Linked DNA regions of Homo sapiens: region 1 is linked to region 2. The links are chromatin loops, found by intact Hi-C in ENCODE. Cell type or tissue: K562. All regions are shown on one strand. Links, peaks and the distances in the headings refer to the core of each region. The heading gives the core; the rest is flanking DNA.

Region 1 (8,925 bases), core at 481-8,480, 130 kb before region 2:
GGATGAACAGAACACCTCCCTCCAGAGCCCACATGCTCGTGGGCCTCTGGGACCACTCTCCTCCTCCTCTTGCTTCCCTGAGCTCCCCCAGCACTGGCCTCTGTCCAGGCCTTGCGCTGCCTCCAGGCCTTTGCTGTGGCTACTGCCCCTGGCAGGGCCACTCTCCACAGCTCCTCCTGTGGCTGGCTCCTCATCACCCAGATGACCTGGTGGGTGAGGCCACCTAGCAAGGAGTCATGCCTGTCCTGCCTTCTGACTCACTCTCTCATCACCCTGCCTTTTTTTTCTTTTGTGGCTCACGTGTTTGCATGTCTCCCCCCATGAGGCAGGGGGCCATGTGTGTCTTATTCACTTCTGTAGCCACAGCACCCTGAGCAATGCTTGCCACATAGTAGGTGCTCAATTAATGTTGAATGAATGGGCAAATGCGGGATGGCGGGACAGAGTTCTCTCAAGGCATTCTGCCAGAGAATGTCCCTCTGTCACCTTGAATCCAGTGTACCTCCAGATGACTCCCCCATTCCCTCCTGTAGTTCATGCTTTTCTCTCCCCTTCCTCCCCAGACACGGCCTACCCACCCCTGGCAACCAACATGGCCAACTTCACACCTGTCAATGGCAGCTCGGGCAATCAGTCCGTGCGCCTGGTCACGTCATCATCCCACAATCGCTATGAGACGGTGGAAATGGTCTTCATTGCCACAGTGACAGGCTCCCTGAGCCTGGTGACTGTCGTGGGCAACATCCTGGTGATGCTGTCCATCAAGGTCAACAGGCAGCTGCAGACAGTCAACAACTACTTCCTCTTCAGCCTGGCGTGTGCTGATCTCATCATAGGCGCCTTCTCCATGAACCTCTACACCGTGTACATCATCAAGGGCTACTGGCCCCTGGGCGCCGTGGTCTGCGACCTGTGGCTGGCCCTGGACTACGTGGTGAGCAACGCCTCCGTCATGAACCTTCTCATCATCAGCTTTGACCGCTACTTCTGCGTCACCAAGCCTCTCACCTACCCTGCCCGGCGCACCACCAAGATGGCAGGCCTCATGATTGCTGCTGCCTGGGTACTGTCCTTCGTGCTCTGGGCGCCTGCCATCTTGTTCTGGCAGTTTGTGGTGGGTAAGCGGACGGTGCCCGACAACCAGTGCTTCATCCAGTTCCTGTCCAACCCAGCAGTGACCTTTGGCACAGCCATTGCTGCCTTCTACCTGCCTGTGGTCATCATGACGGTGCTGTACATCCACATCTCCCTGGCCAGTCGCAGCCGAGTCCACAAGCACCGGCCCGAGGGCCCGAAGGAGAAGAAAGCCAAGACGCTGGCCTTCCTCAAGAGCCCACTAATGAAGCAGAGCGTCAAGAAGCCCCCGCCCGGGGAGGCCGCCCGGGAGGAGCTGCGCAATGGCAAGCTGGAGGAGGCCCCCCCGCCAGCGCTGCCACCGCCACCGCGCCCCGTGGCTGATAAGGACACTTCCAATGAGTCCAGCTCAGGCAGTGCCACCCAGAACACCAAGGAACGCCCAGCCACAGAGCTGTCCACCACAGAGGCCACCACGCCCGCCATGCCCGCCCCTCCCCTGCAGCCGCGGGCCCTCAACCCAGCCTCCAGATGGTCCAAGATCCAGATTGTGACGAAGCAGACAGGCAATGAGTGTGTGACAGCCATTGAGATTGTGCCTGCCACGCCGGCTGGCATGCGCCCTGCGGCCAACGTGGCCCGCAAGTTCGCCAGCATCGCTCGCAACCAGGTGCGCAAGAAGCGGCAGATGGCGGCCCGGGAGCGCAAAGTGACACGAACGATCTTTGCCATTCTGCTAGCCTTCATCCTCACCTGGACGCCCTACAACGTCATGGTCCTGGTGAACACCTTCTGCCAGAGCTGCATCCCTGACACGGTGTGGTCCATTGGCTACTGGCTCTGCTACGTCAACAGCACCATCAACCCTGCCTGCTATGCTCTGTGCAACGCCACCTTTAAAAAGACCTTCCGGCACCTGCTGCTGTGCCAGTATCGGAACATCGGCACTGCCAGGTAGGCAGGCAGGAGTGCCCTAGGAGGTGCTGGTGTTGCGTGCGTGTGCTGGGGGGACCACACGGCTCACTTGCTGTGGGGAAGAGTTGCAGGCACCATTCTGCGTTCACGTTTGCTGAGGAGGAAGTTCAGAAGAGGCTCTGTGGCTGCATTCAGAGACCAGATCTCTGCTCAGGCTGAGGAGGCTCACCCCAGGGAGTGTCTGAACTGGGGCTGCCTGGCCCACCTCTGTGGCCCTGCTTCAGCGAGCTGCGGGGCACTGGCCTGGGTGGGCACCTGCCCCACTGTGACCAACCATCAGCAGTGCTGGAAGAATGGACATCTGGATGGGGGCCGAAGCCCAGGGCCCCCTCAGGAAGAACAAAGGGGCCAGTGCTTGGAAAAGGAGGCTTGGGAAGGGAGTAGAAGGGTGGGGTCCCCCATTCTGCTGTAATCGGTGCTTTCTGCCCCCTTGCACCCCGCATGTAGGCTCAGCCCCCTCTCCCCAAATCCCACTCCAGGGGCAGAAATCTCCTCTGGCTGCAGCTACTTAGCCAGGTTCTGGGTGGGTATGATGGAGGCCAGGTCCCCCCCGCCCCAGCAGCACTGCCCTTGTCACATTAAGATGGGGCAGCTGGGAGGTCAGAGGTTCTGTCTCAGGAACTGAGGTCTGGCCTTCTGCGATCCCAGGCTGAGCCGTGAGTGGTCCACGTATTCAGAAGACAGCCCCCTGCAGCCCCGGCCTTAGAAGGCTGTCCCAGGTCACACATCGAGTCAGGGTGAGGCTGTGGTGGATGGCATTCCCATCTGCCCTCTTCAAACCTCTCACCCCCTGGCTTCTGCAGGGTGGAGGCCTGGGTCACACAGGCAAGAGGAAAGGGGTCAACCTGGTGGCTCACTCGGGTTTCCATGACAGTGGGAAGGGGGGAGGTGGGCAGTGAGGTAGGCACGCAGCCCTCGCATCTGCTCTCCCCCATGGGTAGAACCTTCCTGATTGGCTGTGGGTTGTATCAAAAGACCTTTGACTGGGTGAGGCTGAGATGGGTGTGGTGGTTCCAGTGAGTCAGCCAGGTTCCCTTCCCCAGCCCTGGTCCCTGAGGGAGATGAGGACCGAAAGGCTTAGGTGACTTGATGGGGAGCACCCTTTCAGGGGCCCTGGAAGAAATGTTTGTAATTGTTCTGCTTTTTCCATGAGCTCTGGAGAGCACCCACCACCAAGCCCCCTGAAACCCACCAGTCCCTACAGCCTGGTCTTTCTCCCCACCTTCCCACTCCCAAACACATTTCCACAGCAAACTCCTTGGGAAGGGGCTTTTATATATTAAAAAAGAAGAGCTTTTATTGGGGGGAAAAAGTCAGTTTATTTGATGTGTTTCTTAGTAATGGAATTGTGGGGAAGAACAAAAGCGGGCTCTGGGACTCACATTGCTTTGGGGGAGGCTCAAGCTTCCCAGAATCCCTTGTCCCTCCCCACTTTGGGCACTTAGGGGTGGGGCTGGGGAGTGAGAGGGACAAGGCAGGGCATGATTGATTAAAGCTAACGAGCAGACAGAAGGCACTGGTGGGTCACATCTCGGGCCTGGGAGAGGGAGGGCGTGGGCCAGGCCCCATGTGACACCAGGGGCTCCTTGGCATCCAGGCTTGGCGTCTAGTCCTTTCCCTTCCCTTTCTTGGCTGTAAAACAAGAAAGAAATATTAATACCATATCAGCAGTTAGGCTGACCCATTGCAGACCGCCGGCTCCACAAACACCCGGGCATCAGGGAAGGAGAAGATTCTGCCCCCTAGTGGTTTCCAATCAGCTGACTCGGAAGCAGGGGATGGGGCAGCCATTGTGATGTGGACATGGGACATCCCCAGCTTCCTATTTCCACTTGGGATCAGAAAACCTTCAAGTTTCCAGTCCTAGTCCTGGTCACAGCAGCCCTGGGCATCCTCAGCCTCCTCACCTGAGAAGCGGGCAGATTCACCCCTGCCCTGCTGGCCTCGCTGGGCTGAGTCACGAGTGAGCTGAGAGGCCCAGGGTGGGCCTTGACCTCCTCCCAACACTAGAAAGGGCAGAGCTGACCAAATGCTGCCCGTGGCTGGAGAGCTGACAAAGGCAAGCCGTTCCAGGACACTCTCCCTGGGTCCTAAGCCAGATGCTCCAATGGAGTAGTTTGAGTTGGTCCCTATTTGGGCCAGGGAGGATTTATGTCCCCAGCATCACCTGCGGCCTCTCTTGTAGTGCCCATCTTCAGACTTTTCCAGGCAGGGAAGCCAAGTGAGGCGATGTCAGGAAGCCACTGGCCAGGACTCAAAACTTAAGGTTTAACTTGGAATTGTCCCCTCACAGGCGGGGGGGGGGGGGGGCAGCCCCCCGCGACAGCCCCACCCCCTTCTCCTTTCGCTGACCTTTGGCCTTTGCTTTGGTCTTGGGGGTGCAGGGCTTGGTGACGCGGATGGTCTCCTGGCACTGAGCATTGTAGCGCGCCTTCTTCAGGGTGCCTTGGCGGACTTTGGTGCCTGTGCCCCCATCACACGCACCCCAGTTCTCAAACTTGTACTTGCAGTCGGCTGGCGAGAGAGCGGCCCAGGTCAGCGCTGCGCGGCCCGCGGCCCCGCCCTCCGCCAAGGGTCCGCCCAGGCTTCGGCGAGGCTGTGCCCCCCGTCTCCTGCCCTCTGACTGCGCCCCGCCTCACCTCCAAACTCCTTCTTCCAGTTGCAGGGCACCCTGCACCGGATGCGCTGGGTCTGGGCCCCGCAGGTGCCCTCGCGGAAACCCACGCCGCAATCCTTGCTGCTGGGGGTGCAGGGCCCCCAGGCCCACTCAGCGCACTCGCTCCCCGGGCCGCCCTTCTTCACCTTATCTACAACGCGCGAGGAACAGAGTTCAGGACTGGGGCACGGGGAGACTCCCTCGGGAGCCGCCTTCCTGGGGTTCCAGGCTAGGAACCCAGGCGGCCCAGCCCAGAAGTGGAGGGGCCTCGCCTGCCCGTCCCCAGCCCTCCTTCGATCATCCCCCATCACCTTTCTTTTTGGCGACCGCGGAGGTGAGCGCCAGCAGGGCGAGGAGGGTGAGGAGGAGGAAGCCTCGGTGCTGCATCCTGAGGGGAGAGCCCGAGTCTGAATCCCTGGCCCGTCCCCTTCCCCACCGGGGGCCGCGTGCAGGGCCCTCCCACCTCCGCGTGCTCCACTTTCCAGGCCCCAAGTCGGGCTGCTAAGGTGGCGGCGGTGGGAAGACTTGGGGCGGCCCCTCGCCGCTAGCCCGGACGCACCGCTAAGAGGCGACTCCCCGGGGGACGCCTCGAGCCCAGGACGCAGCTCAGACCCCCACCCCCGCCTCCAGCCCCCAGCCCCTAGATCGGCCGCGGCCGGGCGGACCAGGGGCCGCCGCGCGCTCACTCGCTCGCTGCCCGCGCTGCTTCGCTCCCTCCCGCGCCGGGCCCGTCCCGCTCCGGCCGCCGCGGCCCCTTTTGTCTCCAGAACCGGTCTGAGCCGGTCACATGGGCCCCCGCCCCCTCTCCCCACCCCCCCAGGGAAGGACCCGCCCCGCCCCCTCCCCTCAAACCCGCACCGCCCCCGACCCCGGCGTCCCCGCCCCCGCTCCAGCCCGCGCCCCCCGCGCTTCTACTCCGGCGTCCGTGTTCCCGGCCCCGCGTCCTCGCGTCTCCCCGCCGGTGCCCTCTGCGCTGCGACGGCGGCCTCTCCCGGCCCCATCTTCCGAGCGGTGGTCTCCCGACCCCGGGCCCCGTCCCGCCCGCGCACACCGGCCCCCGGCCCACTCCCTGCGCCGCCGCCCGCTGCCCCCATCCCAGGTCGTCCCCTGCCGTACGCCAAGGCCCGGGCCGTTCTCAGGCCTCAGCTTCTCTTGCCTGCCGCGGAGCCCCGGCGCCTGTATAACCCGCGGGACCCGCTCCCCTCCACGGCCGGCTCAGCCCTGGCGCCCTGCTGGCTGCTGGGGAGGGGGCGCGGCCCACCTGGGGCGGTTTCCGCGGGTGGGCAGGGAAGCGCTCTGCTGTGCTGGGGGGAGTCTGGGACCCGGTCGCCCAGAGAAAGCCACGGGTGCGGTCGCCCAGTGCCTTTCCGGGAGCACAGGCTTGAGGGACTGCGAGTGGGGGTCCTGGGGGAGGAGCCCGCAGGCCTGGATTTGGTGAAACTTGGCGCTGACAGGAGCCGTCTGAGAAGTTCCAGATCCAGCCACATCGGCAGCTGCAAGTGCCCACCCCCTCTAACCCTGGGCCTGTGGCATTGCCTCGCCCGGTTCCCCCAAACCGGGAGAGCCCCCGAGGCCTGGGGGAGGGGCTTGCTCAAGGCCACAGGGCAAATGGGCCACAGAACCCGGGCTCGCCCCCGCCCCACCCCTCTTTCACTTTCATTGTTGTTCTCCGCGGGAAGCGGGAAGCCGGAGGGATCGGCCCCGCCCCCGGCCCCGACGAGCGCGGCCGCCGGGCAGAGGTCAGGAACCGGGCAGGCCCTGGGACCAACCACCAAACGGGAGCCGGGGCCCCAGGAAGGTGCTGTCGACAGCGTCCAGTCCCCCACCCCGAGGACAACCCCGCAGCCCCCGCTGCTTGTTAGACCTCCCCCGCAAAAGAAGAAAAGCAGAAAAGAAAAAAAAATCCACTTTACTGAGTCACACCCAGCTGTAAACATGTCACCGTGAGAGTCCCGCCCCCCACCCCCAGGCCGCACAGTCCGCGATGAAATGACAGGGGAGCGGGGAGGGTCGCCGGAGCGGGTGCCAAGCAAGGCAGGGCAGGCAAGTGCAGCAGGCGCTGAGTTTCCGGGAGGAAGCCCGGAGGAGGTGGGGTGGGGCAGGAGCGGGGGCTGGGGACCCGGCCGAAGACCAGGGGGCCCAGGAAGCCTCTTCCCGAAGGCCTCCCCCTCTCCAGCCCCTCCACTCCTGGGAGGGCATCTGCTGCGGCCAGGGAGCGCCCTGCCCCAGAACCCCGGCAAAGGCATATCCAACCCAGCCGTGTCTTGTTCCCTGTGAGCCTCCGGGTCCGGCGGGGTCCTCAGGGGAACAGGTGAGGCCCCCCCAGCTCCTGAGTCCAGCCCTAGGTCTGGGCGGCTCCTTAGGGGGCGGCATGGGGCTCTTTCCCTGGGGCCTAGGTCCCCCCGTGGCCGTCCCACTGGAATGTGGCAGTGAGGTGGGCAAGGAAGGCGCTCGTCCCCTGGCCGCATTGTCCCTCCTGCTGCCCGTGGGCGGCCCGCTACACAGCCGTCTCCTGGTCCTCCCGCTGGATCATCTGGTAGTGCTGCCGGTTCTCCAGGTAGGCGGCCAGCTCGGTGTCCTGAGCCTTCTCAGCCCGCTGCCGGGGAGTGTCGCCCTGGAGGAGGGCGGAGCTGCGATCAGCAGGGGCCAGAGGCAGGCCTAACCCCTAGCAGGCTGAGAGGCAGGGGCTCTACCTCCCTGTGGCCTGGTCAGGGAGGGAGGCCTCTCTGCCCACCAGCTCCTCCCCTGCTGGCTCAGGTTTCCCAGGGTCTGGACTGTGTCTTCCCAGGGACAGCCCCCAGCCCCAGCTCCCGCCTAGGACCTTGGGAAAGGTTTGGTTGGTGCCCTCGTGGGCTCCCTGCCTGCCGTCTGCTCACCTGCTGGTCTGTCTTCATGAGCGAGGCCCCGGCCTCCACGATGTAGTGGCAGATGGTGCGCTGGCCCAGGGCCGCTGCTTGGTGCAAACAGGTCTCCCCGCTGGGGGAGCAGGGGCTGGCTGTGTACCCCATCCCGTCCCCTGATCCACCCATCTGTCTCCCAAGGGCCATCAGAAAGGGCAGGAAGTTCAGGGCTCTGGGGCAATAGGGGTGGCCCAGGGGATGACAGATGTGACCAGGAAGTTTATGGGCTCTGACCTGACAAAATGGGAGGGGTGGGGAAAAGGGTGGTTTCCGGGGTGACCACGGTTCTGCACTGCCCAGATACTTACTTTTCCTCCACCGCATCAAGGATCTCTGGGGGGGCTGGAGAAGGGGAGGTGGTGGTCAGAGAGGCCTGGCAGCCCCTCCTCCTCCCACCTTGGCCCCAGGCCCTGGGCTCCACTGCCCGGCTCACCGTGGTCCAGCAGGTAGCGGACCACATCCTTGCTGCCAGTGCTGACTGCGTGGTGCAGGAGCGTGCGACTCTGCTCGTCTCGGTGCATGAGGTCGCCCCCAGCTCGGTGCAGCTCCTGGAGCTGAGGGCAGGAGGCATGGCAGGGCTGGACCTCCTGGGGCCACCCCTCCTTCCCTGAGCTCACACGCTGGCCCACAGCCGGGTACACCAGCACAGGCCTGAAACGAGTGCGCTCACACATCTTACTCCTGAGTTGCCTCTGTGGGTCTCTCTGGAGCACACCGGAGGAGGGGCCTCTCACCCCACAGCCTGTGGGCTCTCTGGCAGCACTGGTGACCAAGCCCTGGAGCAGTGCTTCCTCTGACCTGCTCCTTTCTAAGCACCAGGGACAGGTGGACTGAGCTAGGAAGCCCCTACTAGGAGCCATCTATTGTGGCCTAGACAGAGATACAGTGAAGTGGAATGGGACGATCACTGGAGATCCCACAGAGGGCCAGACGATGACAGATGACAGCACCTGAGCAGGTCAGCTCTTGGCCCAACCCAGAGGCCTCGCTCCCCAGGGCCCGAGGGAGCTGCTGGGGGAAGGAACTGGAGCCTGGAGCTAGTACCTTACAGAAGTCGTTCCTCTTGGCAGCCTCAATCAGCTCTTCACCTGCACGGAATACCTGCCTGTTACTCTGCAGTCGGAGGCCTGGGCTTGGGTTGGTGCCTCAGTGGACAGGACTGTGCCGGCCAGGCATGTGTGCCCAGGGCTCCGTTGGTGCGTGAAGCTCAAAGGCTGTGTTTGTGTAAGGCTGTGTCTGGGCCCTATCCCCACCCCACTGAGCCTCCTGCCCCCAACCAGGCAGAAAGGAGGGGCCCCAGAGGGAGAGGCCTCACCTTGA
Region 2 (8,925 bases), core at 342-8,341:
ATTGCACCACTGCACTCCAGCCTGGCGACATAACGAGACTCCGTTTCAAAAAAAAAAAAAAATGGGTATGTCGTCATTGATGATAACAGACACATACCTCTTCCAGTGGTTGAAGGATTAAACACAGTAGTACGCAGGACACGATTCCATGTTTTGCACACAGCCAGGCATAGAACAAACACTGAGGAGCAGTGCCTGGTGTTTGTGTAGCCCCAGTGACCTCTCCTGCCCCAGCCCCAGCTCAGGATCCAGTCTTTACTCTGATGTGGCAGGAGAGATGTAAAACCTCCCTCCCCTTCTTGGGTGCCCCTGCTCTCCAAAGGTCCTCTGGGACTGCCCAGGCTATTACTATTGTTAACAATAACAATGACTGCTGCTCCCATTTATTGATCACTGGCTCTGTGTCAGGCATTGTGCCAAGTTTTCTCTTCTTTCATCGTCATGGCAATAGAGGAGGTACTATTAGTTTCTGTGTAATCCAGGTAAGGACACTGAGGTACAGCGAGGTTAAGTGACTTGCTGGTGTCACACAGGTAGGGAGTGGCCCAGCTGGGAGTCTTTCGAGGCTGGGAGAACATGAGTGACAGAATGAAGAGATTCTACAGACTCAGCTGCAACAATTGCCAGGGCTCCTGGTCTGGGATCCAGTGGGGTTCTGCTGGGAGGCTGCTGAATTCTGTTCATGGTCACTGAAAGGGCACCCTGGTGGCCTGGCGGCAGGACTGGGCTTCTGCCTACACTCAAGCCCAGGTGCTTCCTGCCACTCTGCCCAGTGAGACTGCCTTGATCCACAGCTGCGGTAGGAGACGAGGACCGTGACTGTCTCCTTCCAGTCTGGGGTACCAGGCAGGGCCCAGACAGGAGACCAGGACCCAGGTTCAGCAGGGGAAATGGTTGGAAATGTTGAAAAGGCATCTGGGGGTGGGGAGGCCAACCAGAGAGGAGCAGCAGCAGGAAACTGTCACCCCTCCGCCCCCCTACCAGTGGGGTTGCTCCCAGGGCTGGAGAAACAAAGGGAGGGAGCCCAGAACCTGGACTGCCCAAGGGAGCTGGAGCCATGAAGCAGATGGACTCACAGCCAGAGCTGCCACCCAGATCTGGAGATCAGGAGGAATACCCAGACTTCTCTTCTTCCTCTGCCCTCCATCTTCCTCCAGAAACTTTCATTGGGTAAAACTAATCAGAAGCCAGTTGGCAAGAGGGTCTGGAGCATGTGATTTGCCCTCCAAGATACTGAGCAGAACACAGGCAAGGAACAGATGTGACAACAAACCAAACAAATGACCAGGACACAGACCTCTCCAGGGCTGCCTCCTGCTCCTGTGGCCACCCCTCACCTGCTTCAGGGGTCCTGCTGAGTAGGGGACAGTGGACTCTCGATGCTGGTGATCACACTCCCTCCTGGAGTCCACCTGGGGCTGTGTCTCTTCTCCTAAACCCCCACTTGTTGGTGTCAGGAGACCCTAAGCGACAGAGCTGGCCTCTCCCTTCACATACTTGACCTGGATTGCCTGGTGGTCTTCACTGCCCTGCACTTCACTTCAGTGACTGTGTTTCTCTCTTGTCCTAGCCTTCTCTCCATCAGTACTGACCTTACGGGGCTGGGGCCTCACCATGCCCTTCCCCTATGCCTGCTTAAGTTATAAGACCACAGATGATGCCGCCAAATTCCAAAGGTTTCCCACCAAGCACTCTAGTTAAGAGTCCAGGCTGGGGGGACTCTCAGACCTGAGGTCAAAGCCAGCTCTGTCACCTACCAACCTTGAACAAGTGATTTTACCTCTCTAAGCCTGAATTTGCTCATCTAAAAAAAGGGGAATAGCAGGAAGAATAGCAATAATACATACTTGCAGGGCAGAGGAAAGAGAAAGGCTTACAGCTTATCTGTGAGGTAGTCGTTGCAGGTACAAGAAGAAAAATAGCAACTGAGCATTCATTCCACAAATATTGATTGACACTTTCTGTGCATTGGGGTCTGTCTAGGAACAGCAGGGATAGGAAGAGGAGTGAAATATTGTAAGGTAAGACATGAGGAAACCAACTCGAGCTGGCCTCAATGGAAGGATATTTGTTGGCTCACTTAGTTGGAGGTTGGGGGTCCAGAGGTAGGGTGATGTTATGAACTGAATTATGTCTCCTCCACACTTGTATGTTGAAGCCAACAAATGTCTTTCTGTGACTACATTTGGAGATAGGCCCTTTATGGCAGTTGTTAACGTTAGATGAGTCATAAGGGTAAGGTCCTAATCCAATAGGACTGGTGTTCTTATAAGAAGACAGAGAGCTCTCTGGTATCTCTCCCTCTTCTTAAAAGGATAACAGTCCTATCTGGAAGAGATGCCAGAGAGCTCTCTCTTTCTCCACACATACACAGAGAAGAGGCCATGTGAGGTCCCAATGAGAAGGCAGCCATCTGCAAGCCAGGAAGAGAGGCCTCACCAGAAACCAACTTTGATGGCGCCTTGATCTTGGACTTTTAGCTTCCAGAACTGTGAGAAAATAAATCTCTGTTGTTGAATCCACTCAGTTTATGGTATTTTGTTATGGCAGCCCAAGCTGACTAACACTGTAGGCTTCCAAGTTGATGAGTCCAGAAACTGATTCCATTTCCCTGCAATGCTCTTAACTTTGCCCTCCTCTGTGTGTGGTGCCATCCTTAGGCTGGTAGCAAGAGGACTGCCCTAGTTCCAGGCTCTGCAATGTCTAGCGGAAGATAAAGAGAGAAGGTTGTCCATGAAGCTGCCTGATAAAAACAAGCATGCTCTTTCCTAGAAACCCAAATCAAACCTTCCTGGCATCTATTGGCCCTAACTAGGACACATACCTATTTTGGAACCAATTCCCAAGATTTGGGAAAGCCAGGCACGTGTATTTTGTACAGCATAGGAAAAGCTGTAACACAGAGACCCCACATACGAGTGTAAGCAAAATAGAACGTATGTCTCTTTCATATGAGAGTTCAGAAAAAAAAAAAAAAAGCAGTTGAAGACTGATAGGAGGGCTTGGCCATCATTCAAATGTGGTTTCCCTCTCTAGGTCCAAAGAGACAGCTTCAAATTTCTATCATCTCCCAGGGAGGGAGAAGGGCAGAAGGGTCAGGGAAGCACATGCACAGTGCTTTTGAGAGCCCAGCTTAAAAGTGGTCCGATTATGTCTGCTCACTGTTCACTGGGGGAGCACGTAGACTCCTGGCCACATTGAACAGCAAGGGAGGTTGGGAAATGTAGTCTTTAACGAGGCAGCCATCTGCTCGCCAAAAATCAGGAGTTCTGTTATTTAAAAAGGGGATGGTGCATATGAGTAAACCAGAAAGGTCTCTGCTGCACTCAGATTAGTTAGGGCCAGGTTCCTGAATCAATTATTGGGAAGGGTCAGTTTCCACAGAGCCCCATGGGCTTGCTTCTTCAGTCTCTATACTTTGGGTCTGTCACAGCAGCTTAGCTCATACTCTAAATACTGCACTGCGCCTTGCGTCACCTTGGCTTCTCTTAGGAAGCTGGAAGGGGGAGAATGGATGTTGGGTAGCCAGCCAGCAGTGTCCACTACATTATCTGCCCTTGAGGTCCTGAGATGCTGAGGGAAGAGATGGGTTTAAATAGATAACTATGGTCAACATGACAACTGGTAAACTCACAACAATATATAAAGCCCAGTGAAAACAGAGGGAAGAATTAAGAGGAGGCTTCTTAGAAGGAATGGAAGAGAATCATGAGTTCATTTTGGCTGGGTTTTAAAATAGGTATGGGAATTTCCCAATGGTTTTGGTTGAGGAAGGGCATTTCAGACAAAGAGAATGGCAAAAGTATGGAGGCCTATGGGGTGTGGCTCGTGATCTCAGAGTGGAGAACTGGGGGTACGTTGGGATCAGGTAAAGAAGGGCATCTGAAGGCCATGAGAAGGAAGCAGCCTGTCCCACAGGCCTCTGGAAGCCATGGAGGGGTTTTAGGCCTGGGAAGACATGATCAGATCTGTGTCTTTCTCTGAGGGAGGGACTGGAGGATGACTCGTTAGGAAGCTATTTCACAAATTCGGCTGAGTAATAAAGAGCCCGCATCAGATCAGGGCTTTGGTGGTGGGAAAGGAGACAAGGAGACAAGGAGACAGTTTGCAGAGAGATTTTGGTGGGAGAATGACAGAACTTGGTAACTGGGTGACTAAGGGGGGTTGACTGAGAATGGAGGGGGTGGTGGTTTAAATATGGTTAAATATGATCCTGAGTGTACATGCCTGCGCTACAAACCTAGAGAAGGAGTACAGGAAATGCAAGTTTTGGGGGTGAGAGGAGAAAACGCCTTCCCACTGTCCTGAGCTTGGTCCAAGACAGACTTCTTTGGGTTTCTGAAATGTTTAACAGTCTCTTGGTCGGGCGCGGTGGCTCACGCCTGCAATCCCAGCACTTTGGGAGGCCGAGGTGGGCGGATCACCTGAGCTCGGGAGTTCGAGACCAGCCTGACCAACATGGAGAAACCCTGTCTCTACTAAAAATACAAAATTAGCCCGGTGTGGGGGCGCATGCCTGTAATCCCAGCTGCTTGGGAGGCTGAGGCGGGAGAATCGCTTGAATCTGGGAGCAGAGGTTGCGGTGAGCCAAGATCACACCACTGCACTTCAGTCTGGGCAACAAGAGCAAAACTCCGTCAAAACAAAACAAAAACAAAACAACCAAAAAAAAAAAGTCTCTCTTAACTCAAGGCATCTGAACACTCAGTCCCTCCTCTACAGAATACACCCTTACCCCCAAATCTCCAACTGGCTAATTCCTTATTTCCTCTAAGAGCCTTTCTTGATCCCCTCACCAAAGTCAGAAACCCTCTCCTGTGGTCTCATGGCATCCCATTTTTTTCTTTCCCCACCTCTCACTGGTGGTTACTGAATGCCCGTCTTTCTCCAATACACCTGTAATTTCCATGAGGCAGGAACCATGTCTGTATTTTCCACTGCTTCATTGTCAACAATGAAGTATAGTGCCTGGCACATGGTAGGCACTCATGCTGAGTTTGAGGAATCTAACAGTGGCCATTGGAAATACGAGTTGGCTAATCATTTGGATCTAGGCCCATTTGGATAGAATGCAAGGTAATGGCGCCACCATGGGGACAGGTGATGTGACTCTCGTGTAGGCCTGGATGTTGTGGTTTTTCAACAAGGGCTGATTTTTGCCTTCCCAGGGACATTTCTGATTGTCACAACTGGACGTGAATGTAAACATGTATGCTATTAGCATCGAGAGGGTAGAGGCCAGGGATATTGATAAACATGCTATAATACCCAGGACAGCTCCCCACAACAAAGAATCATCCAGCCTAGACTGTCAATAGTGCCAAAGTGGAGAAACGCTGCAGAGATGGGCGAGCCAACTGGCACGGCTGAGTTCCAATTTGGCCTACTGGCTCCTATGGCCCAACCAAGTAAGAGCAAGAGAAGCTTAGCGGCTGTCACAAGAAATATGGACTTGTGATGTGCAGCCAGGAACCATCTTGGATCAGGCCTCAGTCAGAGGCCCCAACACCTTGGGCAGTTTCCCCTTAACTGAACTCCCAGCCGTAAGCCCAGCCGGCCCAGCCTGGCACTCGTCTCTCTGACTCATTCTGTTGGGTTTCTCTCGCTCTTTGGTGGAAGGGCACCACACTCTCTTCCCGCCCCATCTGCCTCGCTGATTATTTTCAGCTTGGCTTGCAGAGGTCCAACACTGCAATTACTCCCCAACCTCAATGGCTCCTTCTGAAAATAACATTTGGGTCGAAGAAAACCTCAGTCTGGTGGGCTGGATTTTATACTAAACAGTTAAAGAATGGGTGTGGGCAAGGGGGTGGGGGTGGGGACAAGGGAGTGGCACGATGGTACAATTAAGAGAAGAATCTGGAAGAAGGGGAAAGGAAAGGAAATGGAGAGAGGGAAGAGGTGGTGGTGGTAAGGGCTGTTGCAGAAAGAAAATAGATGGGCAGGGGTCATCAATTTTCTAAAAGTCTTACACCAAGTCTTTATTTCTGCCTCTAATTGAAGGTTTTGTTTGCTGTAATAACCCATCCCCACCCCCAATCTTTGAGGCCTGGGAAATTCATGTCTGCCTGGGGCCAGAAGAATTAGTCTATGGGCATACCAATCTTTATCCAAGTTAGTGACCAGATTTTCCAACCCCAAAATAGAAGACACATGGTCTGACATAGGCTTTTTGTTCTCTTTCCAGATGAGAATGGCAGTCTGGGAAATGTAGTTTTAATGTGGATAAGGGGAATTTCTAAGTGTTTCCATGGTCAATGGAGGACAGTAGATAGGATGTTCAAAATAGGGATTGTCACGGACATCAGAGATTTATGGGTTACTTTAGAGAAGAAAATGATATTATTCTAAGTGAAGTAACTCAGGAATGGAAAACCAAACATTGTATGTTCTCACTCATAAGTGGGAGTTAAGCTATGAGGATGCAAAGGCATAAGAATGACACAATGGACTTTGGGGACTCAGGGGAAAGGGTGGGAAGGGGGTGAGGGATAAAAGACTACAAATTGAGTGCAGTGTGTACTGCTTGGCTGATGGGTGCAACAGAATCTCACAGATCACCACTAAAGAACTTACTGATGTAACCAAACACCACCTGTTCCCCAATAACCTACAGAAATAAAACAATAATAAAAAATAAAAAAAGAAGAAAATGAAACATGGGAAATGAGAAACTTTGTCCCATCCAGGTAAAGGGGAGGAGGGGGATCTAGGGAGTGTGGAAAGAAATGCCTGGAAGCACCCTTTGGATTCCAAAGGTGCTTTTAAAAAAAAGGTGCTTTAAAAAATTTTTTTAAAAAATTTAAAGGCTGATTGACCTACCTTCTATGACTGTCGTGAGAATGAACTGAAGTTTGCAAAACGTAGGCCCTTGCACTTAGCACTAAGTAACCAGTAGTTCATGAGTGCTGAGAGAGATTCTTGAATGCAGTTCCTTAACGCTTGTTGGCATTTCTGCCTGTTCTGTGTCACTAACTCAACTTGCCCTGTGGAGACCTCTCAGGGTCAGCCCATTGACCTCTTTGGGTAGTGATGCCAGTGCTGCCCACTGTTACAGAATGTGCCCTCGGAAGGAGTCCTTAGAAGGCTAGAGGGTCCTTCAGCCTTCCATGTGGATGGCTCCATCAATCTGGAGGGGAAAGAAAAGGCCTTCCTCTATTCAGGGCCCACTTTGTTCATTCATTCAATACTATTTTAACGGGTGGCCACCATGTGCCAGGCACTGGGCTGGGTACTGGAGATACAGCACTGACCAAGGCAAGACTCTGTGCTCAAGGAGCTTCTGGTCTAGTGAGGGAAGCAAGTATTTACAGTACGGTGCTATTCAGTGCTAACATCCCGGTAAGTATCAAGTGCCAGGAGAGCACATGGGAGGGGCCCAAACCGAGCCTTAGAAGGAAGAAGAGAACTCTAAACTGGGACAGATGTCCTGAGTTGGTTGGATCAAGGGTGTATGAAGAAATTGATTCTGGGCTGGGCATGGTAGCTCACACCTGTAATCCCAGCACTTTGGGAGGCCAAGGCGGGTGGATCACGAGGTCAGGAGATCGAGGCCATCCTGGCTAACATGGTGAAACCCTGTCTCTACTAAAAATACAAAAAATTAGCCAGGCGTGGTGGTGGGTGCCTGTAGTCCCAGCTACTTGGGAGGCTGAGGCAGAAGAATGGCATGAACCCGGGAGGTGGAGCTTGCAGTGAGCCGAGATCGTGCCACTGCATTCCAGCCTGGGTGACAGAGCGAGACTCCATCTCAAAAATAAATAAATAAATAAATAAATAAATAAATAAATAAATAAATAAATAATGATTCTGCTTATTTTACAGATGAAGAAACTAAAAGCTTCAGATCATAAAATTAGTAACAGCAAAACCAGTACCTGAACCCTGGCTGACTGGATTCTCATGCTCCCCTATGCCAGTACCCTGTGTGCCCATCTCCCAGGTAGCCTTCATCCAGGCCCTGACATTTGATCTTGGCCTTGAAAGAGGGGTAAGATTTGGAGAAACTGTGGGTCCTCCTTGGATAGGGCAGCCATGTAGGCTCTGGAGACAGGCTAGTGGAGTTTGCATCCTGGCTCTGTGATCTTAGGCAAGTTACTTAACCTCTCTGTGCCTCATTTTTCTCCTTTAAAATGTAAACAACATCCACCTTCTGTGGTGTCATAAGGAGTAAGAACATGTAAAGTGCTTAGAATAATGCCTGAGACATTGACAATCACTCAATATGTTAGGTAGTATTACCTCCAGAGTTTTTGTTTGTTTTTGAGACAGGGTCTCACTGTCACCCAGGCTGGAGTGCAGTGGCACCATCATAACTCACTGCAGCCTCAACCTCCCGGGCTCAAGCAATCCTCCCACCTCGCCTCCCCGGTAGTTGGGACTACAGGCACGCGCCACTATGCCCAGCTAATTTTTGTGTTTTTAGTAGAGATGGGTTTTACCATGTTGCCCAGGCTGGCTGACCTCCCAAAGTGCTGGGATTACAAACATGAGCCATTGTGTCCAGCAATTACCAGAGTTTTTCACCAAATGTGGTAGACGAGACAATTTAGCATATATATATATATATATATATATATGGCTGGTCAAGTGAAGCAGTGTGAGTGGAGAAGAAAAGAAAAAAGAAAAGAAAGAAATCTGTAACTGAATGTGATCAGTTAGTTGCAAACACCACTGCACTCGGACCAGCCCATATATATATTTTTTATTTTAATAGTTTTGAATTTATTTTCAGCCTGTAGCTTTGCTAATGTTATTGCTTAGGGCAAAGCTATCTAAAAAAGGGAAACGGTTTAAAGTTAAAGAAAAAGTTAATAAAATAAAAGTCTATTAAAATATATAATAGTGGTGGAATGTGGACATGGAAGCAAACCGTGAAGGCAATATCCGAACAGCTGAAAATTTTGGAAAATAATCGGTGACGTC

What was found. Peaks named below come from ENCODE experiments on the same cell type or tissue, not always from the same donor. Only the 100,000 strongest peaks of a DNase experiment are listed, where the experiment ranks them.
Region 1: a loop joins it to region 2, with 5 times the contacts of the local background. A loop is called at or near these places in 2 of 110 quality-filtered maps.

What each region holds. Positions count from the first base shown.
Region 1 is chr11:46,378,225-46,387,149 of GRCh38, reverse strand. It overlaps DGKZ (diacylglycerol kinase zeta), which reads right to left. Exons shown (of 31, transcript NM_001199267.2): 26 at 8,921-8,925; 27 at 8,650-8,693; 28 at 8,039-8,159; 29 at 7,914-7,947; 30 at 7,582-7,681; 31 at 6,599-7,319. The coding sequence ends at 7,203. It overlaps MDK (midkine), which reads right to left and starts at 5,481. Exons shown (of 5, transcript NM_002391.6): 1 at 5,392-5,481; 2 at 5,017-5,093; 3 at 4,689-4,856; 4 at 4,402-4,563; 5 at 3,349-3,681. The coding sequence starts at 5,092. The coding sequence ends at 3,656. It overlaps CHRM4 (cholinergic receptor muscarinic 4), which reads left to right. Exons shown (of 2, transcript NM_000741.5): 2 at 564-3,361. The coding sequence starts at 593. The coding sequence ends at 2,032. RefSeq lists silencers at 4,497-4,791, 4,767-4,816, 5,237-5,346, 5,777-5,976, 6,407-6,616 and an enhancer at 6,116-6,750. In K562, for the core only: a CTCF peak has its summit at 3,794 (motif pointing left); DNase peaks (open chromatin) are centred at 3,799, 5,529, 6,509, 7,349 and 4 weaker places; H3K4me3 peaks cover 2,520 bases.
Region 2 is chr11:46,243,924-46,252,848 of GRCh38, reverse strand. No RefSeq gene overlaps it. Among named protein-coding and RNA genes, the nearest start is that of LINC02489, 26 kb to the left of the region's middle. RefSeq lists cis regulatory regions at 4,905-5,249, 8,921-8,925 and an enhancer at 8,556-8,925. In K562, for the core only: a CTCF peak has its summit at 5,089; DNase peaks (open chromatin) are centred at 2,238, 3,088, 4,018 and 5,078; H3K4me3 peaks cover 525 bases.